Regions from separate parts of the Homo sapiens genome. Here region 1 is linked to region 2. Evidence: chromatin loops called from intact Hi-C (ENCODE). Cell type or tissue: breast epithelium. All regions are shown on one strand. Links, peaks and the distances in the headings refer to the core of each region. The heading gives the core; the rest is flanking DNA.

What was found. A loop is a pair of places that touch in the nucleus more often than their neighbours do. Peaks named below come from ENCODE experiments on the same cell type or tissue, not always from the same donor. Only the 100,000 strongest peaks of a DNase experiment are listed, where the experiment ranks them.
Region 1: a loop joins it to region 2, with 10 times the contacts of the local background. A loop is called at or near these places in 1 of 110 quality-filtered maps.

The regions. Positions count from the first base shown.
Region 1 is chr5:80,721,664-80,729,663 of GRCh38, reverse strand. It overlaps MSH3 (mutS homolog 3), which reads right to left. Exons shown (of 24, transcript NM_002439.5): 9 at 4,099-4,211; 10 at 699-813. Among named protein-coding and RNA genes, the nearest start is that of DHFR, 71 kb to the right of the region's middle. In breast epithelium, for the core only: no CTCF peak of the experiment used is centred there; no DNase peak of the experiment used is centred there.
Region 2 is chr5:79,946,755-79,964,342 of GRCh38, reverse strand. The region is part of intron 2 of LINC01455 (long intergenic non-protein coding RNA 1455); the gene reads right to left. The region is part of intron 2 of LOC105379048 (a long non-coding RNA gene); the gene reads right to left. Among named protein-coding and RNA genes, the nearest start is that of LINC01455, 19 kb to the right of the region's middle. In breast epithelium, for the core only: no CTCF peak of the experiment used is centred there; a DNase peak (open chromatin) is centred at 7,828.

The DNA.
Region 1 (8,000 bases), core at 1-8,000, 770 kb before region 2:
TTTATCTCTAACTTCATGGTCTATGAAATAAGAACTGAAACCAAGAATAAGAAAGGTGGTAAATTTTTATGAATGCTTTTTAATACTATTTCTGGGTCCAGTTAGTATAAAGCACAGTTTTGTAGTCAAAACTATAATATATCAAATAGCTATCATGAATACAATTTATTTGACAGAATTCTTTATATATATATATATATATACACACACACACACACACACACACACACACATTTTTTTTTTTTTTTTTGGGACGGAGTCTCGCTGTCGCCCAGGCTGGAGTGCAGTGGTGGGATCTGGGCTGACTGCAGGCTCCACCTCCCTGGGTTCACGCCATTCTCCTGTCTCAGCCTCCCTAGTAGCTGGGACTACAGGCGCCCACCACCACGCCCGGCTAATTTTTTGTATTTTTAGTAGAGACGGGGTTTCACCATGTTAGCCAGGATGGTCTCGATCTCCTGACCTCATGATCTGCCCGCCTCGGCCTCCCAAAGTGCTGGGATTACAGGCATGAGCCACCGTGCCCAGCCAATATATTTTTAATATTCTTCAGCAACAATACCAAACAGCTCATCCTTGCACCCTAGTATTCTATCAATAGCAGGCAAGCTTCTCTAAGTATAGTACTACCAAATTCAATTTAAGAAATGTTCATAATATAAGCTCCCCCTTTTTTTAATTTTGGAGGAATCACTTACTCAGGTTTGGAGAGCATCTTTTCCAAGTTGAATTCTTTGAGGTATTTTATGATGGCAGCCAAAGAGCAAATCACAGGCTTCTCTAAGTTAACAATGCCAGAAATAATTTGAGAACCTAGAAAACAGAATATATTAACTTGTTATAAAAATTCTTTTAAATTAATCAAATTAAAAAATGTAATAAACAGAACCATTAACTTGTTAGCATTATTAAACACAAATTTTAAGTAAAACTTAATGGTTACCAAAATAATAATTTGGACAATATCTCCTAAAATTGACCTTTGGAAAAATGTAAATCATTACTAATACCCAGGGCATGGAAAAAAAGGGCATTTTTCTGATGGTGGAATGAACCTTTTTTGAAGAACAGGTTGTTTTTTCAAAATGTAAAATGCCCATCCCCTTTGTCTAGAAATACTCCAAACTGCATGTCAAGGATGTGTGTACCAGAAGGTGACTTAAAACATCTTTTGGAGTATTAAAAAAAAACTAGAGACCACCTAAATAAACATTAACAGCGTAGTACTTAAATAAAGTTGGGTAAATCCTGGTTATTATGTACCAACTAAATGGAATGACTTCCAATTATCTGCACTGATATGGAAGGCCATCTATAACATGTTGCTAAGTGAGGGAAAAAAGTTGTCTGATCAATTTCATGTCTCACCACAAACACTGCAACAGCTTTCCATCTGGTCTCACTGCTTCATCCTTGCACCCTACAGGGTATTCTTAACAGAGCAGCCAGAGGAATTCTTTTTAAAATGTATATCAGATCATTAGACTATTTTGCTCAAAAGTCCTCCAACATCCCCCAACTCATTAAGAGTAGAGGTCAAAGCCCTTAAAGTGACCCTATACTGCCTGCCATCTCCTCTTTATTTCTGAGCTCACCTAATGTTCTCCCCATCAGTTACTCTGTTCCAGCACACAGACTACTTGCTATTCCTTAAACATGCCAAGCACTCTCCTACTTAAGATATTTTGTACTTACTGTTGTCTCTGCTTGAAATACTGTTCCTTCATATGTCTATATGGCTCTTTTCCTTAACTCCTTCAGTCTCTATTCAAATCTTCGTTCAAGTGCTGTTTCTCAGTGAGGCCTTCCTTTACCATCCTATTTAAAAGTTCAACCCACTCCCCTGCCTTATTTTTTTCATAGCACTTATCACCTTCTAACACACTAGTTTACTTTATTGTACATCTCTCACCATTAGAATGTAAACTCCAAAAGAGCAGGAATTTTTGTCTGTTTTATTCCTTATTGTATGCCCAATGCCTGGCATATAATAGGCATTCAAAAAATTAGCTGAACGAATAAATCCCAGTTATGTTAAACAAATACAGAGAACTATATGTGTATGTTTATGTGTGTATGTGTGGAGTTTTACACAAGGATATATGCCAAATTGTTAATGATAACCCCTCCGACATATAAGCTGCAAGGGCAGAGGACAAGTTTGAGGGCAGGCACTTTACTTTTTTCCTTATATACGACTACACTGTTTGACTTTCTTGCAATAAGCATTAATTACTTTTAGAAGTAAAAAAACATATATTACAAGATGTTCTCTACAAATCAGTAAAATATCTTATTAATTTTAACTATAGGTGTTTATAAAACCAGAGTGTAAATGAAGTGCTAACAACACCTTTCCGTTCCACTGAGAAATTGATTTTCTTTTAACTTTCTAGCTTTCTTCCCCAGAAAACATGACAAAGATGGTGTATCAATGTGTTAGAAGTAGCACTGCCTGTGGTAAAAATGACCAAATATCAGTAAATTACATCTGGACTGAGAAGAATTATAAATACCTGACTACAGAGTTTTGGCCTTCCCTTAGTGCGTTGACTTTTGTCAACTGGCGTGTCTTTTGTAGAGACTGCAGCAAGAAATACAGGCTCCTCAAGGGCCTGGAGCTTCTAAGCCAGGGTGGCGCTTACGCTCACTTGATGTGAGTCTCCTTCCTTCATACACTCTCCCGGGCACTGCCACAAAGTCTGCTGTGAGGACTATCCCACTAAGAGCAACACATGCTCTGCTTGTAAGGTGTGTTTTCTGGCCCATATCTTTTAAGTAAATCTGGTACCACGGATAGGTCATGGTAGTCTTAAGATTTATCAGGTCTTTAGTTGAACATAAGATGACCTCTCGGTAATACTGAACACTGGTGTTAGAAGTGGGATACACTTGGCTGGGCGCAGTGGCTCATGCCTGTAATCCCAGCAACTTTGGCAGACTGAGGTGGGAGGATCGTTTGAGCCCAGGAGTTCAAGACCAGCCTAGGCAACATGGCAAAACCCCACCTCTACAAAAAAAATACAAAAATTAGCTGGGTGTGGTGGCGCACGCCTGTAGTCTCAGCTACTTGGGAGGCTGACGTGGGAGGACTGCTTGAGTCCAAGAGACAGAGGTTGCAGTGGGCTAAGATTGCACCACTGTACTCCGGCCTGGGTGACAGAGTGAGACCTTACAGAAAAAAATAAAAAGAAGTGGGATACACGCTCAGACACTTTATTTGACCAAGGCATCATGAAATTAAAGAGACATGCTAACAAGACACTGATGCCTAGATGCAAGGAAATGCTAACTAGACACTGATGCTTAAATGGAGCAGTGATGGGGAGCTGATGATGAACACTCTCTAGCATGTGACAGAGATAAATTTCCTCCATATGGAGTAGGATGAAGATTAGAGTGAAGCCAAGTTTATGCCAAGAGGGAAAATGTCTATTCACCTCACCATCCACAAAATGGACCCTAACATAAGCTGGACTGGCAGGAATGTGAGGTACAAATGAAAGTAAACATTAATGCCTGATTGTGGACATGTGAATTAGACAAATAATGATTACCTAAAATATTTCGACCTGTCACTAGATTCTGGTGTTTTAATTTTGGCAACCAACCTTTCAAAATGCTAGTCTTCATCAGAATATTTATCATCCAAACAGTCTATAAAATACAAAGATACTAATGAGCCATCTTTAAAGATAAGCAAAAAGGAAAGATGGTCAAAACTCCTTCCACTCTGATGAATATGTCAAAACCATCAACTTACTAGCTGGTCATAATTTCAAAAGAGGCTGCAATGGTTCTTTTTGTTTTTTAACAGACAGGATCTCGCTTTGTTGCCCCGGCTGGACTGCAATGGCATGATAATAGCTCATTGCTGCCTCGAACTCCTGGGCTCAGGCGATCCTCCCCTACCTCAGTCTAACCAGTAGCTGGGACTGCAGTACAATAGTGTTTCTGATGAGCACAACAACAGTGAGCTCTTCTTCTCCCACATATTTATAATAACTACCTAGTCATCATTAAATTGAGAATCATACTAATACCTTTATCCAAATTTCAAATCAGTTCAACTTGAGGACATACAGGGAAAATATTTACCTTTGATGTCAACTGTATCTTTTGCATAAAACTCTGTAACTGCCTGGAAAGCATGGCTGTATTCAAAATAAATGTTATCCATCCTTTCGACTCGAATTCTGTCATCCTGCACACTGAAAGAAAAAAGGAAAATTTCAAAGATAACTTATCCATTATCATGAAATGCTGGTATTTAGGTCTTGGCCAGAAGAGGAAAAAAAAAAGATAAAGATTTATTCCTTATTCTTTCCCAAGTTGAAGAAAGAGAGAGAAAGAAAGAGCTAAAGTTTCTCTGCCAAAATGCTCTATTTCATAAAATATTAAAATGAGTACTTTTTAATTTTTTTATTATCTTTTTTTTTTTTTTTTTTTGAGATGGAGTCTCGCTCTGTTGCCCAGGCTGGAGTGCAGTGGCAGCAATCTCAGCTCACTGCAAGCTCCACCTCCTGGGTTCACATCATTCTCCTGCCTCAGCCTCCCGAGTAGCTGAAGCTACAGGTGCCCGCCATCACGCCCAGCTAATTTTTTGTATTTTTAGTAGAGAGGGGGTTTCACCGTGTTAGCCAGGATGGTCTCGATCTCCTGACATTGTGATCCGCCCACCTCGGCCTCCCAAAGTGCTGGGATTACAGGCGTGAGCCACTGCGCCTGGCCAAGTACTTTTTATTAACTGCTATTTTATATCACCTAGCACATTGTGAGTATTTTATATCTATCATTATTTAAAAAGAAAAACTCATTGAAATTAGGGTCCATTATGTTACTAAATATGAAGAGAGAAAAACTGAAAAGCATCATTTTGATTTGATTACGTTATTTGTTTAAATAATCTAGCAACAGAATACAGCACTGAGTAACTCTTTCTTTGAGGGACTTTCTGCTAAATCTGTTTCTATCACAGTCTCCAGTCAAATATAGTAAATTAGGTTAACTCTCACTCTTTAAAGTGATTCTACAGTCCTCCTAAAAATATGTATAAAAATTTGCCTAAGTACATAAACAAAATCATAGCATGCATGCTGGGTAATGCATTTTCTTTTTCTATGTTTTTTGACTCCCTATTCTGTCCTCCTTCTCTTCTTTCTTTATCATCTCACTCCCATGACTGTTATCTCTCATGTTAACAGCCTAGAATGAATCTTTCCATATTTTTTCATGTTCATATTTTGGTCATACACAAGCATATATAATATATGCTCATTATATATTACTACATTATAAAACTGAGATGATTTTATAAACATATTTCTGTGTCTTGTTCTCTTCACTTAATAATTCTTGAAAGTCCCTCCATAAAAATGACCTAGCTACAACTCCTTCTTTTTAATGGCTGAAAAATATTTCATAGTATATAGATGCCACAATTTCTTCAACTATTTCTTTGTTGTTTGATATTCATTTGGTGTTAATGTTTTGTCACATGTTGCTTTAAAACATTTTTATTTAAAAATATAAAACTTTAGTTACAGTTGTAGCCTGCACATATCCCTCACTAATCACATCCCTCTACGATTTCCAGAAGGAAACGCTGGCCGGGCACGGTGGCTTAATGCCTGTAATCCCAGCACTTTGGGAGGCCGAGGCAGGAGGACTGCCTGAGCTCAGGAGTTTAAGACCAGCCTGGGCAACATGGCTCTCTCTACAAAAAATACAAAAATTAGCCAGGCACGGTAGCACATGCCTGTAGTCCCAGCTACTTGGAAGGCTGAGGTGGGAGGATCACTTGAGCCCAGGGAGTCAAGGCTGCAATGAGCTGTGATCACACCACTGCACTCCAGCCTGAGCAAGAGTGAAACATCGTCTCAAATTAAAAAAAAAAATTAATAAAAGAAGCAAACATTATCTTGAATGTGATGTATATTACCATGCATGTTTTCATGTTTTATAAAAAACTGTATCATTTCATGCTTTTCATTTTGTATGAGTGGTACTTTATCATAACCATACAAATTGATTTTATCCTCAATGTTACACTATTTCTAAGATTTATACATGAAGATACATGTGCTTTTTACATTTTAACAGCAGCTAAGTATTTTATTATTTCTTATATTTTCTAATAAATTTAAGATCTGCTTTCTGAATTTATTCACCAGAATTTATCTTTGTGGATAGTGTGAAGTTATAAATACAATTTCATTTTCCATATAATTAATGATCAAAGCAGCAATTAGCATTCCATACGTCCCTGATGATTTATAATGTTACTTTCACTGCATATTGCATTTCTATATATGTTTTTGGATTCTCCATGCTGTTCCACTGGTCTTTTTGTCTATCTCTGTATCACGACCACAGTCTCTTAATTTCTAGGGCTTGGCATCTATATCTAAAGTGGCAAGGTCCCTACCTTGCTCTTCAAGATTGTCTTGGCTACTCCTGGCCCTTTGATTTTCTTTGTGAATTTTAGGTTCACTTACCTTCGGTCTTCACAAGAAACTTACTGGGATTACTTTATTTATTTATTTATTTATTTATTTATTTATTTATTTTTAGACAGAGTTTCACTCCGTCGCCTAGGCTGGACCAGGGCTCATTGCAGCATCATCGACCTCCCAGGCTGAAGCAATCCTCCTTCATCAGCCCCAAGTAGCTAGGACTACAGATAGGCATTACCACGCCCAGCTAATTTTTTTGTATTTTTAGTAGATACAGGGTTTCGCCATGTTGCCCAGGCTGGTGTCAAACTCCTGGACTCAAGCGATCTGCCCACCTCGGCCTCCCAAAGTGCTGGGATTATGGGCGTGAGCCATTGCGCCCAGCCCTTATTGGTATTTTAATTTGATATGTAATGAATTAATTTAGAGAGAAATAACATCTTAAATAGAGGTATCACATTATCAAAGCTGGTATATTCTTCTATTCATGTCTATTATATCCAACAGTAATGTTCTGTAATTTCCTCCATGAAGGTTTTATACAGCTTTGGTTGTGCTCACTCTTAGATACGTACACATACCTCTCTCTGGTCTTTATCTGAAACAGGAACAGGTGTTGGGTGGGGCCCGGCCCAGCATCAGGGGACTCTACTGCACATTAAAGTTAAAGAACCACTGACCTATACAAATAAAAGACTGCTGCTATAATGAAAATTAGTAGATGATAGGAAAGAGTATTCCCAAAGCAAAGAGTATTTCCTTTGGAAGCTTATCTTATGTATATTGATGTAGGTATATCTAATGATCTAAGAACATCAAAAGTTATCTGTAAAGTAAAGCTATACTATAAACAACTGAGTTAAGATACTTTAGAAAGTTTCTCAATATTTTTTTCTTTGGCTCCCTATGCAGAACACTTTCTTGGTCTCTACATAAAACTGAAAAAAGACTTGAAACCATCCCCAGCACCAAAATAAAGCAAGCTTTTTTCTATTTTTATGATTTTCCTTCCTGAGCAAGGAGATCGTATGAGTTGATTTAAAAGTTCAATTACAATGCCTTGTAATAAATAAACAATAGTGAAACTTTATTACCTATTTTGCTTTACAATTAGGTTAAAATTCAGAAAGAAGGATTTATGACAGAAAATCTATAGTTTATATATTTTTTTTCTTCACAAAAACAGTTAAACAAATTCTCATGGGCATATGCCACACAACAATCACTGTTTCTTAGTTTACAATCTAAGACAACAGACAGTAATGTGGTAGACATATGTAAAAGATACAGAAAACACAGAAACACAAATGGCTATACCTCGTCACAAAAGCAGAACACTCCCTCCCTCAATATTATGAAAAGTAGAAATAAATGTATCATTTTATCAATGTAACACACATTTGTAATTTTTTGCTATTTTCCTTGATATAATATTTTATTGAAATAATTGTTGTTTTTTGTTAGATTCAAGCATAGTTTTTCAGTCTCCCTAAATCCTGCCATAAAAAGAGACTTTAATAACCAAACTAAAACCCACAGATAACA
Region 2 (17,588 bases), core at 4,631-12,630:
AGACATAAGGAAACTTATTTTAAAAATGTTTTTCAACTTTAAGGAAAGCATCTAACAACCCACTACGTTTAGCATTTCATGTGTGTTTATGACCTGTCAAAAACTGCCAGAAATTTACTTGTGAGCAAGAAGTAAAAGATGTTGCCTGTTTGTTATCTTTCAGAGCGTCCAAATTCTGAAAGCCACTTTGCAACCCAAAAAGAACTTTCCTTCATCAGTGGACATATGTCAAAGAAGAGAAACATTAGTAATAGGATCCAGGCCATGTAATGTTCATTAAACAATTAGATGCTGGTGCCAGTGTGTAATCGCTTTTTTCCATTTTATTTTCAACAGTTTGAGTGTTCCTAAGAGGCTTGCATGGGATTGAATCTGGTACTTTCATCAGAATTTTAGTGTATTTTCAGTATTGGTAACATCTCCTCTCTCCTACTTACACTTTGCAACAGACTCTCCTGGGTCTGATTTGTGCTCCTTCTTCTGAATGTTTAGTCAATTTAATATACACAGTGGAAATATTCTGAAAAAAAAAAAAAAATGCTAGGTTTCCAGCAGAGTCATTTCAAAGATGAGGTGTTGTTTAAAAACAAAACCATACCATCTATCACAATTACAAGGCAGGAAATACAATGCTCTACAATGTTTAATCAGAGCTTTTCTTAAGGACTCTTGTTTTCTCAGCCTTACAAGCACCATAAACTTCTCTGAAGATGATTTTGTGGCATCCCTCTGAAGCTTAAAGTCCTGGAAAAACTGAACAATGTTTACCGAATGCTTTTCATTTAAAACTGTTTTGTTGAATCATTATTGAAATGGAAAAGAAAGTGTAATACGAAGCATTCGTGGTCAATGCTACCTATTCCTGGGTCCAGGACAGAAGGCCTGCGTCTAGCCAAATGCCCAGGATAGAGTACGAGCACAGGCTCTCTTATCTCCTTCTGGGTGAACACGAGGGGTACGAGGGCAGGTGGCAGAGGGCGTGAATCCCAGTCCACAAACACAAGGTTGACGAGTTTTCTTTTGTTTTCTGTAACAACTTAATTTATAATGCCAAGCTCTTATTTCTTCTGGCTGGCAGAAAAAATAAAAAATAAACAAAAAAATGCATAACCTCAGTTTTCCCAGGAGTCCCTCGCCCGTGGTTATTAACGCCAGAGTTTCTGGAGCTCACGCAGTGCCAAGGCCTCTGGGGTGAGGCCCACCTGGTCCTCGCTTCTCTGTCTACAGATCCCTGAGACAGCCTTGCCCTTGCCTGGCTGTCCTGACCCCTCAGGTCTAGTCACTCTGTGCTGTGGCTCCCGGGTCCCCAAGCATCTCTGCTGAGGCCGCCTTTGAGTCATGCTGACATCACTCTCCCAGGAAGCAGTGCTTGGTTCTGTGCTCCTGGAGCCCCATCTGTCTCTCTGTCACCTCTGCATTCACCTCCTGTTAACCAAATGGGATTTCTTTCTAGTTTGGGGAAATTGCTTCTTTCCTTCCATGTTTCTTCAGGACAATCTGTCTTTTGTTTTTTGTTTTTGTTTTTGTTTTCCATCGAATCCTCTTCTGCTGAGGGCTTAGGCTTTTGTTTCCAAAGCTTAGAAGCAAAGTCTTTGCTTTGTGCCTTGCTGCAAACCTCCTGTGAGGCCTGAGCACAGAGTCAGCTATTATCTGCTTGAATGGGAGGTGGCGGGTAGGGGCCGGTGCAGGAGGGCAAGAGAAAAAGCAGGGATAAAATGGATAAAATCACAATAGCTAGCTAGCTCGAAATATTATCCAGCCAGCACTCCACACACATACACCTCCCCTGACTACCCCTGGAATTTGGACACCCAGTGTCTGTGAGGAAATGCCACCTTGCTCCCTTGAGCCACACTTCCTGATTCTGTGGTTCCTGGAGTCTGTGGGTTTTCATATACAGACATGTCCACCATGGAGCCCTGGGAGAGAAACTTCCCTTTAACTGAGAAAGGAGAAGGAGCCCTGGAGAGTCATTCAGTAGCAGGACCAAAAAAAGAGCCACACATCTGAGCACAGCACTCCACCATGTGAACCATTCTGATCCAGCACCCCCGGGGCTTACATGCACTGGATGGGAGGAGTATAGGGAGAAACAGAACAAACTGTAACCCCAGAGTGGGCCCAAGGAAGGCCGCTGCCGGCCTGCACCTTCCCACCTCCACCATCCACACACAAAATGAAACACACAAAAGGGCAGGGTACAGAAGGTTGAGTTCTTTCCCCTCCAGCCAGAGAGAGACCTGGGATGAGCAGGGACATCAAGGGCTTGTAAGTAGCTGGAGAAGGGAGGAGAGATGGCCCAAGGTCAACTAGAGGTCACAGGCAGTGTAGCGCCATCCCAGAGCTTTATCAGATTGACAGGCGCTCTGGAGCGGGAGCTCCAGACAGCATCATCTAGGTGATCAGGAGGCCAGCAGAGCGGGCTAGGGAAGGGCAAGCAGTGGCATGAGTTATGTGTGCTGCAACCTCCTGCCACTGCCACTGGGGTATTCCCAGAGATACAGAAGAAAGGCTGAGGGAAGAAGTTCTGTCATTGTGTAGGTGGGGAACGGGCTAGAGAGGCGGATCTTATTTTAGCAGAATTAGGGGCAAACTGCTAAAGAACCTTAACAAAGATCTGTAAGCTAAACGGAGCCAGGGCAGTTACAGAGCTCCCCATCCACATCCATATCTCCACATCCGTATTTTAATCCACATGCCATAGTGGAATACGATGAGCCTTCTACCAAGGTGAACCCAGGTTTAAATTCCACATCTGACATTTCCTAGTTAAGAAGTTTCTTTGGCAAATTGCACGATCTTGCTATGCCTCTTTTCTCTCATCTGTAAATGAGCATGATAATTTTTATAAAGTATCTAGTATATTACCTGCCACATAAGAAGCATCAAAGAAATCAGAATTGCTGTTGCTGTTATTAGTTTATCACTATTATCATCTGATTCCTTGATTTCACAAAGATCAGGGAAGGAACGTAGTGCAAAAAACCTCTTTTGAGTTTTGCTTTTAAGAGCCTACATTGCACCAGATAAGAGAGGAGAGAATATAATCAAATGTACAATGGATGACTTCTGCGAGACCTTGGACAAGTGGTCATTCTTTGTTCACTCACCAAAGTCACACACTTAGGTTGCCATAATTTCTCTGGGGGTATTAGGACAGTCTGCAAAAATGGTGGCATTTGCTGAACTTAAGCAGTGAACAGCTGTGCTGGGCTAGAAATAGCTTTTCAAACGATGAATTCCTTTGCCAAGTCAAAGGCACAGCTCACAGTGAGCTTGGAACCACAGAAACATATAATAGAGAGGTCTCCTTTTGGGGGTGACACCCAGCAATCTTTCACCTTCAAAACAGGGAGATGGCCAATTTCTAGAGCACATTCTTTGGCCTGTTTTGGAACAAAGACACAAGGAAAGATTCAAGGAAAAGAGAAGCCTTCATAATTTATTAAGGTGACACAGGTTCATCAAATCAAAATCCCAGCAGGAACTGTAAGTTATGAAACTTACAAAGCTTCTGGCTCCTACCTCCTCCGTTGCCTGTTGTCAAGGGCATTTGTGGACATAATAGCCAAATATCTGTCCCCAAAACCCAGGCCAGCTAAGGAAAGCAATACATTTGGTGGAAAAGCCATAAAAATAAAGACATCCTAGTAAAGTGGTTGGACTATTCTTGCTGCATTTTGACCAGAAAAGGGAGCTATGGAAAGATCCTGTCACTGTCTGTGATCTACTCACCATAAAATCATAAATCATAGACAATGGCAATGCAAGGACCTCAAAGGTATAGCTCTTCTCCTCTCTCTTGCACAAAGGCTTTAAGCTAATGTATGGCAGCTTCAGAACTAGAACCAGGGCTCTTAACTCCTAGCCAGAACCCTTACCACAACTTAGGCAGATGTCCCAGAGGTGGCAAGAGCACACATTTTCACAAAGTGCTCTAAGCTCATTAATGAAAAGTTGCCATTTAAACATCAATCAATATTTGCATCTGGGGATTAGGAATGAGGATAACAATGCACGTTGAGGCCAAAGGGACCAGGAGGCCAAAGGAATCTAGGCTGCCTCCAACTTCTGATCAGACTGAGCTCACAATTCATCTCCAAGTCATTTTCTTGGAAATTACATTACACTTCCATGCAGAAATGATGGTATAAATGGTGGTTCAAATTCCAAGGTCAGTTTAGAGAAGCTTATTTAACATACAACTTTGCCTGAAGTACCTGACTATTTCTGATATCCCAATTGCAACAAACCACCATTTGTAACTCTTTCATTCAAAAAAAGACAAATTCCAGGCCCCGAAGGCACTCAGATGGCAGCAACAAAGCTTATTCCTCAAGTGGTCACAGTTTCCCTTGCAGTTTTCTGGATTCCAGGGTCTTGGAATCAGGGGAATGAGTGGGAACTCTGGGACCTTGCTAATGATCTACTCTGCTGCCTCTAAACCCAGCCCTTGGATTGCACTTGTCACTGGAAATGGTCTCACTGGTCTAAAGTGAAATACAACATGTAAGTCTAGTTCAGAAAGTTTTTCATAAAGCAAAGTGTATTCCATTTAAAGAACCACCCTTGATTCTGGAGATACTTTTCTCACTTTCTGGTGTTGATAAAATAAAAACTTCAGCTGAATTAAATGTAAAGAAGTTTAATTGAGCAATGAATGATTCATGAATCGGGCAGCCCCCAAAATCACGGCGGATTCACAGAGACTCCAGCACAGCTGCGTGTTGGAAGATTTATAGACAAAAAAGGGGAAATGACGTCCAGAAATCGGAAGTGAGGTACAGAATGACTGCATTGGTTACAGCTCAGCGTTTGCCTTATTTGAATACAGTTTGAACACTCAGCAGTGTATAAATGGTTGAAGTATGGCTGCTGGGATTGGCCAACGCTTAGCTATGGTTACAGGCCCATACTCTTGAGTTAGGTTTTCAATCTTGTCTACCTACTAAGCTAGGTTGCAGTTCGTCCACGAGGATTCAAATATAGAAGTATGGAGTCCTTCTCAGGCCATATTTAGTTCACTTTAACAGTGCTGAATTGTCTTTTTGGAAAAGATTGTAGTAAATGCTATTTGTTTTCTTGGTATTCTTTCTTGGAAAAAATAACATAGTGGCAAACCTATATGGCTGGTCCACAGAACTGCATTCCAAAATTTTGAGAATGCCAGTTCTGAGAACCACTGCTCAACACCTGCCCATTTCTCTGATGAGTGGGGGAAAGGAATTTGCTGTAGTGTTCATTCCTTGGGGCTTTGTAAGGGGTGAAAGGGAACTGAGGAAGCGGATGGGAATTGGATGTCCCTAGTTGTTTTAGTTCAGGCTGCTGTAACAGAATACCACAGACTGGGTGGCTTAAACAACAGAAATTTATTTCTCACAGTGTTGGAGGCTGGGAAGTCCAAGAGCAACGTGTTGGCAGATCTGGTGTCTGGTGAGGACCCACTTCTTGGTTGACAGAGGCTGTCTTTGTATCCTCACATGGTGAAGAGCAGAGGGATCTCTCAGGGATCCCTTTTGTGAGAGCACTAATCCCATTCATGAGGACTCCACCCTCACGACCTAATTAACTCCCAAAGGTTCAACTTGCTAATACCATTGCACTGGGGGTTAGGATTTCAACATAGGAATTTGGGGGGGACACAAACATTCATTCTGTGACACTCGTCTTTTTAGCATTGGTGTATGGAAGCATATGGCTCACTTATGAATTAAATGTCCCAAAAGAGGAAGTGATTGGAATTGTTAACTTTCTCTAATGATTTAGAAGACAAATTCTGGGTGAGCCGAGAATACCCCTCTTAGAGTTTATTAATTGGTTCTAATAAGATATATAGGCTATTTCAGGTAGAGACTAATAATTCTGTTGGGAACTACTATCTCCTGAGGTATGGGTAGAGGTTGTGGGGGTCAACCAAGCAAATCAAAACTAACAACCAATTTACAAGGAAATGTTCAATCTACTTAACAATATGATCTTTAAAATAATGCTTAACTATAAATTTGCATTAAAAAATGCAAATGTTTTTGAGACAGATTTGGGTAGATTTTATTTAGCACTCTTGTTTGTGTTATTCTGGTCTTGAGAGTAAAAAATAAAAGAAATAAAACGAGCCCATGTTCGCCTTCTGTTAGTCACCACCTCCTTTGTGTGCTCCTGGAAATCTCTTGTAAACACCTTCAGTCCCGGTTCTCTCATGGGTGCTGCCTTCAGCCAGGCCCTCCTCTCTCCCGGTCAAAGCATGGTTTTCAGACTTCTTTTTAAAAAATTACAGAATACTTTCTTCAAAGAAAATCTATAAGAAACTCCAGATTATAAATAAAAGAGAGCTGCTTTAGTTGGAGTAGGGCTGGGGGCTGGATCCCTGCTGGCTCACCCCCTGCCTCCCTCATTCATTCATTCATTCATTCATTCATTCATTCGATACATATTAACTGAAGCCCTAGCCTATCAACTTAGCTTCCTGATTGGGTCTCCTGGCTCCAGTTACATGTCTTTATAATCTACTATCCATTATGATAATAGAAATAATTTTTTAAGACTCAGCTCTGATCTGATCACTACCCTTTTCAGGAACATCCAATTGTCTCCTCGTCGTCTTCTGATTGATATTCTCCCTCCTTAGGCCCTTCAAAGTTTGGATCCAGCCTGCATTTCCCACCTCCCCTTCTGGTGCCACAATCTGTCTCCCCGAGACTTTCCCCAACACACCATAGACATTCATGTCCGCTTGCTTTTGATCATGCTGCTGTCTGCCTGGACTGCCCTACTTCCTCCTTTCCACTGTGCTAGTTTATTGTTTTTGTGTGTGTGGCTATTCCTTCCTCAGTGAAGCCTCCCCTGGCTACCAAAGTCCCTCTCCCTCAAACTCTGTATCGATTGTTAGATGCCATGTGTCTGGCTACCCAGCTGTTGCTCAAAGTTGGCCTCATATTTTTACTCATCTTGATATCTCCAGGATCTAATATCATCAATGTGTGGTTGATTAGGAGTAGCAAATTGGTTGTATTTCACAGGCCAATTCCTATGATTAGGTAGTAGTTGCCTGGAATGCTATCTTGAGAAAGACCCTGTCTGACCTAGACTCAGTGGGAAAGTCACTGATTGACTAGCAGTGTTGGCCACAGGAGCGTGAGAGTGAAGACGTGCTTTGCTATGCATCTGTCCTCCTGGCAGCAAATGCACAATAATGTTTTGCTGGTGAATACATGAGTGAATATATTTCTTTAAAATTATGAGATTTAGGCTTTAGTAGTTCAGACAACCTTTTGTTTCAGTTTAGTGAGCTTTTGCTGGTTCAATTTCCATAAGTGACATGAGTATTTCACCTTGAGCTCAAGTAGATGTTCTGGCAAATGTGGGTGCATCTTGAGCTGGGATGCAGCCCTGGGGGGCATCACTTTGTATGAGGTAGTTTGCAGGAGGGCTTCTGATGGTGGCCCCTGGGCAGGTTGGAGAGCTGATGTGGGATGCGGGAGAGAGAGAATGGAAAAGGGGCTGTACAGTGGTGACCCTATGGTGTCAGCCATATCTTACGTGCCGAAGGAGATGTTTTTATGAAAGGGTCAGTGAGACGTGAGCGTGCAAGTGGCGTTACTTTAGTACAAGAAGTAGAGTGAGACACAGAGTCAGGGAATGGGCTAATCACTGCTCAGTACTGTGAAGGGCCCAGGCTGGGTGTGTCTGGGCATGTGTATCCCCTGAAGAGTCAGCAGGGAACCACTATGCCCATGGGGCCTGGCGGGATGTGTATGACTGTGCACCCCTGGCAGAGTGGGGCCATGGCTGAGATGCTACCCAGTGAGAGACGGTGGGTGCCTGGCAGGCATGGTAGTCATGCCAGGAGTAGAAAAGGACTTGTTTGGGAGCATGAGTGAGTCACCTCTGGGGAATGTCAGTACCGGTTGTGGGACACTAATTTGGGGCAAGTCAGGAATGGATAAAAGCCTGTGTAATCCAAGTTAGTACTAGTGCTTTGACACCTTTTATTCCTACATTCTGATGAGATCTTAGGCATGACTTGGGTCAAATGGTTTAAGGAAAACAGTTCCCGAGGAAGACATTTATTTAGAAGAAGTTGTCAGGGCTACAGCATGCATATCCTTCTATTGCCTTTTGCAGTGAATTGAAATGATGTCATACAGTAAATGTTGTGTATCAGGGAATTTTGACTAGAGTAACTAATTAGGGAATCAGATTTAAGTAACACAGAGAACTGAAGCCCTGGCTGGTTCATCTCCCTGAGGCCTTTGCTGTGGAGTCAGCAGATGGATGTTTTTCAGGCAGTTTGTTCCCGTGCTCAGTTTGCAGTATGGGGAGGGGGTGAGGATTAGAGGATCGTCTCACAGTGGTGATTTCTGGAATGGCATATGGTTTGGGGTTCCCTGGGGGAAAAGAGTGGCCTATGTGCAAATCTTAAGTCAGATGTGGCCCCCGGCATCTGCCATGTCACCCAGCTAAGAATTGTTTGACATTTGCAGTAATGAAACCTTCATCCTGGATAGAGCAGGACTAGTTTTGTCCAACTGGCGAGATAACCTTGTATTTAAAATTGTAAAGCCCCGATTCTTGGGGTCCTCCCTGACTTTAGGACCCACATAATCAGGGCCCTCCTAGCCACCCAGTGGGGCAGTGCACAGGCTTCCTCCATTAGTTTGTCATGGGCAGAAATTCAGCTCCTCTCAGGTTGTTAAATGCAGATCACGAACCATCTGTTCCTTGTGTTTTCCCAGGTTGCAAACTTAATCCAGGGAAGACGGAATGTTTTGCAAACTCTGCAGCTATTAGTTTCCCTTCTGATCACACTTCAAGGTTGTGGGATGGTTTTCAAATGGTAAACTCTCCTTAAGCTGGAGTCATTGAAAATGTATGCTATCAGCAGTGTTCAGAGGAAACGTATTTCAACTGACCAAGCAAAAAGGCCTCTGGAAATCTCTTTGCCTCTGCTCTGTGATCCCATTGTCCTATTCTCCCTTCACAAAGAAAGAATTTAACCTTCAAGAAGGATAGTCTGGAAATGATCTCTGTCTCTTATCAACGACTTCACCAGATGCTGTCCTTGCCCCCTCCACTTGTTCAACGGCAGGGGATGCATTTTTTACGTGCATCTCAGGGTGCCAAGGAGGGTCCAGGACACTTTTGGTGTAAATAGAGAAGAGGCAGGGCCTGTCCCCCTCATTCCAGGCGGGGAGAGCTGCTTCAGGATGCTCTGATCGTTGGTCTCCTTTACACAGATGCCTCTTGACACTCTAGGAGAGGTACCTGAAGGCTCTCTGGGGCTGTGTTAGGAAGGAAATTGATCACGAACTCCCTGATGACTAGGGAGGCTGAACTGTTTGTATATGTACTGGCCATTTGGGCATTACCTTCTTCATGTTGCTTGTTAAGATCTTGCCTATTTTTCTATTGTTTGTTTTTCAGATAGCTCATCTTGAACAGGGCTGGACAACCATAGCCTGCTGGTTGGCTGCCTATTTGGGTAAATAATACTTTATTGGAACATGCCCATTAGCTTACGTATTGTCTGTGGCTTCTTTCTCTGGTGCTAGGGCAGGGTCAAGTATTGCGACAGAGGCTGTATGGTCTAAAATATTTACCATCTGGCCCTTTACAGAAAAAGTTTGCTGTCCCCTGCCTCAATGGTCCAACTCTTTCTAGTGATAAAACGACATAACTTACATCCACAAGAAGATAGCACTTCATACACCCAGCAGATTGTCATAGAGCATAAAGTGAGAAGAGAGAAACACCCAGACATACCAACAGAGAGACACACACAAGTACATTCCCTGCAGGATTGTTTGTCAGAATTTAAAAAGTGGGCAATTTTCACTAGGAAAATATGCTACAAATTTTTCTATATACATACACTGGAATACTTTTTTAAGATTTAACATGGTTATAAGCTTTCAAAACAAAGTTGAGCAAAAAAAAAAAAAGCAAGCTGCAGAGTGATACATACAATAATAGCACACTGTTTATATAAAATTTGAAAATATGCAAACTTAATCCACTATATTGAGATTAAGGATACACAATGAGCTAGACCACACTACAAAGACTGGTCCAGGCTGGCTCTGGAGGGCTGGCTGGGATGACTCCCACATTGGTTTACTGCTGGACCCGTGTGGAGGTGAGAGTGGGGAGTCATCTTGCTCGGACCTCCCTTGCTCCTCAGGGACGCATGCCCGAAGCTCTGTGGTCTCAACAGCCCTCATGGAGTGAAGAAATCCCTGACAGTAGGATCTCTTACCTGTGGGCCCACTGGCTTTCATACACTGACTGGGGGCCAATGTATTGTCATACAGGGATTTCTTGCTACACCACAGTTGTAAACACCCACATTTTATTTATTTGCCGAAGCACTGTAACTGCCCAATGGGTTCACCTTGCCCGCTGCCTACATAGAGCTGATTTATCAAGACAGGTGAATTGCAATGGAGAAAGAGTAATTCACACAGAGCCGGCTGTGTAGGAGACCGGAATTTTATTATTACTCAAATCAGTCTTCCCAAGCATTCAGGGATCAGAGTTTTTAAAGATAATTTGGTGGATAGGGGCTTAGGAAGAGCTGATTGTTCAGGTTAGGGGGTCGAAGTTAGGTTTTCTTAATGTCTTCTGTTCCTAGGTGCTATGGCAGCACTGATTGGGCCAGATTACCGATCTGGTTGGTGTCAGCTGATCCATCGAGTACCGGGTCTGCAAAATTTCTCAAGCACTGATCTTAGGCTTTACAATAGTGATGTTATCCCCAGGAGCAATTTGGGGAGGTTCAAACTCTTGGAGCCAGATTGCTGCATGACCCCTAAATTGTAATTTCTAATCTTGTAGCTAATTTGTTAGTCCTGCAAAGGCAGACTGGTCCCCAGGCAAGAAGGGCGTCTTTTCAGGATAGGGCTATTATCAGCTTTGTTTCAGAGCCAAACCATGAACTGAATTTCTCCCCAAAGTTAGTTCGGCCTATGCACAGGAATGAAGAAGGACAGCTTGAAGGTTAGAAGCAAGATGGAGTTGGTTAGGACTGATTTCTTTCACTGCCAATATTTCCTCAGTTATAATTTTGCAGAGGCAGTTTCAGCATCAGTCCTCTTCAAGATTCTGGTTCAATAGGCTTGACCATGTGTAAGATAATATATGTACAATATGTAAATAAATATTGAATTCAGAAGAGTAGTTATCTCTGGGAGGAAGAGAAAAGAAGGAGATCAAGAAGGCATCCCAGAGGGCAATAATTATACCTATAATGTTTTATTTCTTTAAAACATCTGACACAAATGTGACAAAATGTTACGATTTAAGTTGAGAGCAGGCAATGAGTAAGTCTATAGGGCAGAAGGAAGCTGGTGGGTAGAGGAGAATCAGGGTTTGTTGGTGGAAAATGAGAAACATCTATTTGGGGGAGAAGAGAATGGTGGGAGCTAGCACTCAATCTAGGTTGATATGTCTACTGCTCACTATTTGACAAATATTTGTTGAATGGAAAAATTCAACACGGTTTTATGGAGCATTAAATGCCAGACACTACAGGTGGGACACAGGGATGATACAGATCTTTTGTTTGTGTCTTCAAGGTACTTACGACCCCCTGAAAGAGAGTTTATGCCAACAACTGATGACCGTGCAAAGTAGAATGGGAACACTAGCACAAATGCAAGCATTAGCAAAGTACTGTGGGGAGCACCAGGGGAGAGACCACACACATGGGAGGAGGAGGATGGGATCAGAAGATTCTTTAAGCAAGAAGTGTGGACTCAACTCATGAGACAGGAAAGACTCTCTAAAGGAGGAGATAAGGAAAGGGTTCAACCCAGGGAATCCTGAGGGGGTTGAGCTAAGCACAGCCTGGGTGAAAAGGACATGGTATGCTGAGGGAGGACAGAAAGCAGAGCTGGAGGGGTGGAGAGAGACAGAGAGAGAGAGAGAGAGAGAGAGAGAGAGAGAGAGCAGCATCACAGAATGGAAATTAAGGCCAGATGGAAGGGGTTAAGAAGGCTCTGTTTACCTTTCGAGCTTTGACTTCCTTCCACAGACATGGGAAGCCTCTAATTGCTGGAGAGGTTGGGGAGTGCAGTGTGATCAGCCCTGCCAATCACCTGCCAACATGGGAGTGTGGAAGGAATAAGAAAGAATGGGAGGCAGGGAGGCCTGGGAGAAGGCTGTTGAAACATGTCCAGGTGACAAATGGTGCATGCCTCTGCTCAGAGGATGGCTCTGGAAATGGAGAGGTGGGGACACAAATGAGGACCCGTAGAGGTAAGAGGAGTGAGGTGTCACCATCACCCTGAAGGCCTCGCTCCTGGGAGGGGCCAGCCATCATGGCGGCTGGACTTCCACACAGCAATCAATGGCAGAGGTGGAAGCCCAGGTTTGTCTCTGTGTCTCTAGGCAATAAGGCAGCATTTTCCCCTGTGCCATGACCCCTCACATCTTCCCTCAGAGTCTGGTGCAGAGCTATTTTCTCAAGAAGCGCTTAGCAACCCAGGTTCAAAGAGCAGCAGGAAGAAAATGGATTACCTCAGAGACACTGAAGATTCTCCTTAGCTTTCAGCACTTGAGATGAAGAGACAAACTTCCAGAGCTATGAGGCCACCATCACCCAGTGACGGTGGGGCAGAGCTCCTCTGTCTGAACCTTGCCTTGACTGCCAAAGACACACGAGCAGCCTGGTGAAGCAGGAAGACCCCCAGAGAGACAGAGAGACTGGGTGGGTTGAGCTCTTTCTAGCTTTGTTCTCTTCTGCTGTGTGATTCTAGGCAAGACCTAATCTGGCCCTCCAGTTTTCTCATGGAGTGAAAGGGTGGAATCAGAGAAATCCTTTGTTAAAATGCTTTGGTTGGCCAGGCACAGTGGCTCACACCTGTAATCCCAGCACTTTGGGAGGGTGAGGTGGGCGGATCATGAGGTCAGGAGTTCGAGACCAGCCTGACCAACATGGTGAAACCCCAGCTCTACTAAAAACACAAAAATTAGCCAGGTGTGGTGACATATGCCTGTAGTCGCAATTACTCAGGAGGCTGAGGCAGGTGAATCGCTTGAATACGGGAGGCAGAGATTGCAGTGAGCCCAGATAGTGCCATTGCACTCCAGCCTGGGTGACAGACTGAGACCCCATCTCAAAAAAAAAAAAAAAAAAAAAAGAGAAGAAAAAATGCATTGGTTGCAAGCAACAAAAATGGACATTTATAAACTTAAGCCAAAAAAAAAAAAAAAAACAAAACAAAACCAAAAACAAGAGATCAATGATAGATTCCTATAATATTTAGTACTTCACAGAATTGAAGGGAAGACTGGAAAACTGGGTTTGAAAAAGGACCAGAACCAGGACAGCATCAGGGTCCAGTTGACAGGATTTATCATCAGTGGTCTGTTGGGGGACAGTGGTGGGCCCCTCTGGAAGGAATGAGCTCCCATTGCCTCCCCACTCCTCATTTTCCTCATTAACATTCCCAATCTAACTGGTCTAGCCCGCATCACATGCCACCCCTTGGGGAAGGTAGATAAGGGCTCACTGGTTGACATTTTTTTCCCAGCCACGCATAATGGGAAGAAAGGTGGTTCCCTAAGAAAACTGGGTGTTGCAACCCCAGGAAGATAAAACGTATGCTGACTGGCCAAAGTGCTTTTTGAGTTGGAGGTTTCTATGGAGCACTAAAGTCCAGTAACCTCTAGCATGCAGTGGGCCGTGGGCCATGGATGGAACCTCATAATTGTGGACCATAGACCCTTCCCTCTCTCCAGTTGGGTGGAAGGGTGGTGGGTAGTGAGGGGTGAACAGGAGAGGGGCTAGAGGAGGAATGGCCACAGCTTGAGGGATTCTGGGGGGATCTTTCTCGTCTCTACTGAGGGCACCTTCCTTGAATCAAGGGCTGCAGTCTCCGCGGAGGCATTGTGAAATTGCTCGCTGGATCTTTTTTCTTCCAAGGTCAGAGAATTAGAGGTCATTCCAAAAACTTTCCATGGAGTCCCTGCATCTGACAGCCTATACGAAGCTTGATGGGGAAAGGGGCCAAGGAGCTAATATTTTCAGAGGACTCTGGGGGAGGATCCCCCAGAAAAAGTCTTCAAATTCTTGGGAAAAAAAAGTTTTAACAAAATAACTAAAATTGGAGCCTATGACACATTGACAATTGGGAGCTGAGTTCTTTTGAGGACAAGCATGAAATCAAGAATTATTCACAGTTCTGAAGGGAAGAGTCTTTGTGGGCTTCCAAAGAAGCTTCAAGCCCAGGACTGAAATGAGGGCTCTGGTGCCAGGCACAGCTGAGGACATGCAGAGGGTCATTTTAATCACCACATGCCATTGATCCAGGCCTACAATTCCAAGGTTAGGCAGGGCAACATCATAACCTGAGTCCCACCCAACACTGTTTCTGAGGGATTCAAAAGACAGAGACTATTCAGGGCTGCTCAAACCTGGGAACAGACTCAAGCTAAGGCCTAAATTAGGAAATATGGTGGAGGAAACAGGTAGCAGGGTAGTGACTCCCAGTGTAGCTAAGAAGAAGGGGAGCAAGGATAGGACTGAAGAACTTCAATGCACCCACCCTGACCCCTCTACTCACCAGCAGAGGCCAAATGTGAAGCTACCATGGGATGTCACCATAGTGAAAAGGGATCCTGCAGGTTCTCTTCATCAGGTAAGGGGTAGATCTTCTTTACCCTCAATCAATAATTCTTTTTTTTTTTTTTTTTTTTTTTTGAGATGGAGTCTCACTCTGTCACCAGGCTGGAGTGTGGTGGCACGATCTCAGATCACTGCAACCTCCGTCTCCCGGGTTCAAGCAATTCTCCTGCTTCAGCCTCCCGTGTAGCTGGGACTACAGTCCCGCGTCACCACGCCCAGCTAATTTTTGTATTTTTAGTAGAGATGGGGTTTCACCATGTTAGCCAGGATGGTCTGGATCTCTTGACCTCGTGATCCGCCACCTCGGCCTCCCAAAGTGCTGGGATTACAGGCGTGAGCCACCGCACCCGGCCAATAATTCTTATGCACATCTTCACCCAACACATCATTCAACTTGGTGAAGAGACACTACATCTTGACCCAACACCCAAGGATGTCTTTGGACATGTCTAGGATCAGTCAGGATGAGAAGAGAGAACCCAATAGATGGGACTTGAAACTTGGTCCAGAGGAAAGAAGTAGAAAGAAGCCAGGAGGTGGGGTTAATGCTGTGGAAACAGTGAATAAACCCCATAATAAACCAAGTGACAGCTTGGCTGGCTGAGCACAAGAGCCCCATACTGCTAATCATACACCTACATTAACTCTGCTAAGTCCATCTATTTATGCAAACGTCTTTTGTAGACTGGTAGACTTCCTATAAGCCTTTTCCATCTTGCTGTTTTTCTGGTCTTTAGTTACAATGGCCTTATGTCATTTCATCTGTATTAATGTCCATGCCATTCATTTCTATCTGGGCCACTAGATTAGAAGCTCCTTGAGGTAGAGGATGCTGTCTCATTCATCCTGGTGTCCCCAGAATCTGGCATCATCCTGTCCATACTGTCAGACCTCAGTCATTGTGGCTGTGTTTGATGGAAAGCAGCAGGGACATGGGGCTCCTACAAAAGGCACTATCTTCTCCACCCGTGCTGAGTTAGAACCTAGGAAAGTTAGAACCTGGCATGCAGTGACGCTATCTTGGCTCACTGCAGCTTGAACCTCCACCTCCCAGGTTCAATCAATTCTTGTTGTCTCAGCCACCTGAGTAGCTGGGATTACAGGCATGCACTACCATGCCCAGCTAGTTTTTGTATGGTTAGTAGAGATAGGGTTTCACCATATTGGCCAGGCTGGTCTTGATATCCTGGCCTCAAGTGATCCACCTACCTCGGCCTCCCAAAGTGCTGGGATTACAGGCAGGAGCCACTGTGCCCAGCCCAGCTAATTTTTTAAATATTTTGTAGAGATGAGGTCTTGCTATGTTGACCAGGCTGGTGTCAAACTCCTGGCCTCAGTGATCCTCCTGTCTTGGCCTCCCAAGGGGCTGGGATTACAGGGGTGAGTCACTGCACCCAGCACATCTTTGCTAATCTTGAGTGCACATGCAGTGAAGTCCTGAGGAGACTGGGTAGGCCACTGTCCTAGACATGTCCCTTAAGTGTCCTTAAGCCAACTCCAGTGACCAGCACCAATTCTTCCCTTGCTAGGGCATTATGCAAAACCAATTCTTGTTGGAAATAAGTAGGCCTTTGGCTGGGCTTGGAATTATTTATGGTTGCAGACATTCATTGTTGTAAGGTCTCAGTTGTCTTTTGACCACATGATGAAAACTATAGCCAACTCCTTACATGGTCCTCAATTGTGCAGGCTTCAGAAATGGAGCTCTATCTGAGCACCGTGACTCAGGTCCATGACCATCAAATGGTCTTCTGTCCTTCTAAGGAGGAGAGAGAGGTGTCTGCCCTAAACGTAGGCTTGTCAAGCAGCTCCAGAGCCTGCCTCAATTCTGGACATCTCAGCAACTGCCCCCCCTCCCTCCTAAACTACTGCACACGTTTATCTCTTGTTGACAAGCATCTGGCCAGAAAAGGCTCAGTAGTTATCAATGGGAATGAGGAAAAGCACTTTTCCATCCAAGCATTTCAAATTCAGCTGCTTTTGGACTATTGGCAAAGAAGCTTGGGATAACTTTGAGAACAAGTCCAGGAGGTTCAGCCCATCCCCTGAGTCACCATAAAGCTGTCCTCTTCCCCTCCAGGAGACAGTGCTGAAGATTGGCCTTTTGCTGACTGGCAATATGAACTGGACGTTTTAATGGGGGTAAAATGTAGTTTTGAGGAATAAATATTTCTTCCTCTTTATGAAAAAAGAAATGACATTTATTCTTGTCTAGAAGATAGATTTTCACCTTCATCCCTAATCCTGTGAATTCTCAGGCAGCTTCTTCCTGGCTGGAGCCTAATTAGGGATACAGTTGAAGACAGGCTTTGCTTGCACCCTGACTTGGTTGAGCCCTGGGGCTGGTCATTCGGTTCGTAGGGCTGTGCAGAGACAGGCATTAGCTGATGGGCAGTGCTTGAGCAGTCATGGAAAGTGTATACACCTAAATGTCTATGGCGATTCTCTCTAGGAGGTGGCTTGCTGAGGGATATTTAATTCTTTTTTACATTTTTCTGTGTCAACTGAATTTTTGGACAATAAGCATGGATTATTTAACAATCAGAAAAATTATACAGTCATTTTTAGGAAAGCCCAGCGAGGCAGGACCCTTTTGTGTTTTCCAAATACATCCTGTTTAAGGTAGCTCACTCCCCCTCCTGTTCCTTCATTCCCTCAGTGACCCCCCTGGGCCTCAGGTCCCACCCCTCTGCAGAGCACTCCTGATGACCCACGCTGGTATTCTTCCCTCTCATCAAGCTCAGCAACGCCCTCGGACCACAACCAGCCCATATTCTTGTGTCAATCTCTTTATAATTTTTATAACTGATTTTAGTATTCTTGAATAATTTATGTCCAAACACTCCAGTGACAACGTGAATAAATTCTCCTTGGAAAAGTAAAATCACCCCTAGTCTTCTCTCTTCCTTCCCAGAGTTAAATCACTATTACCGGTTGGTGTGTTTCTTTCCAGATATTTTTGTTA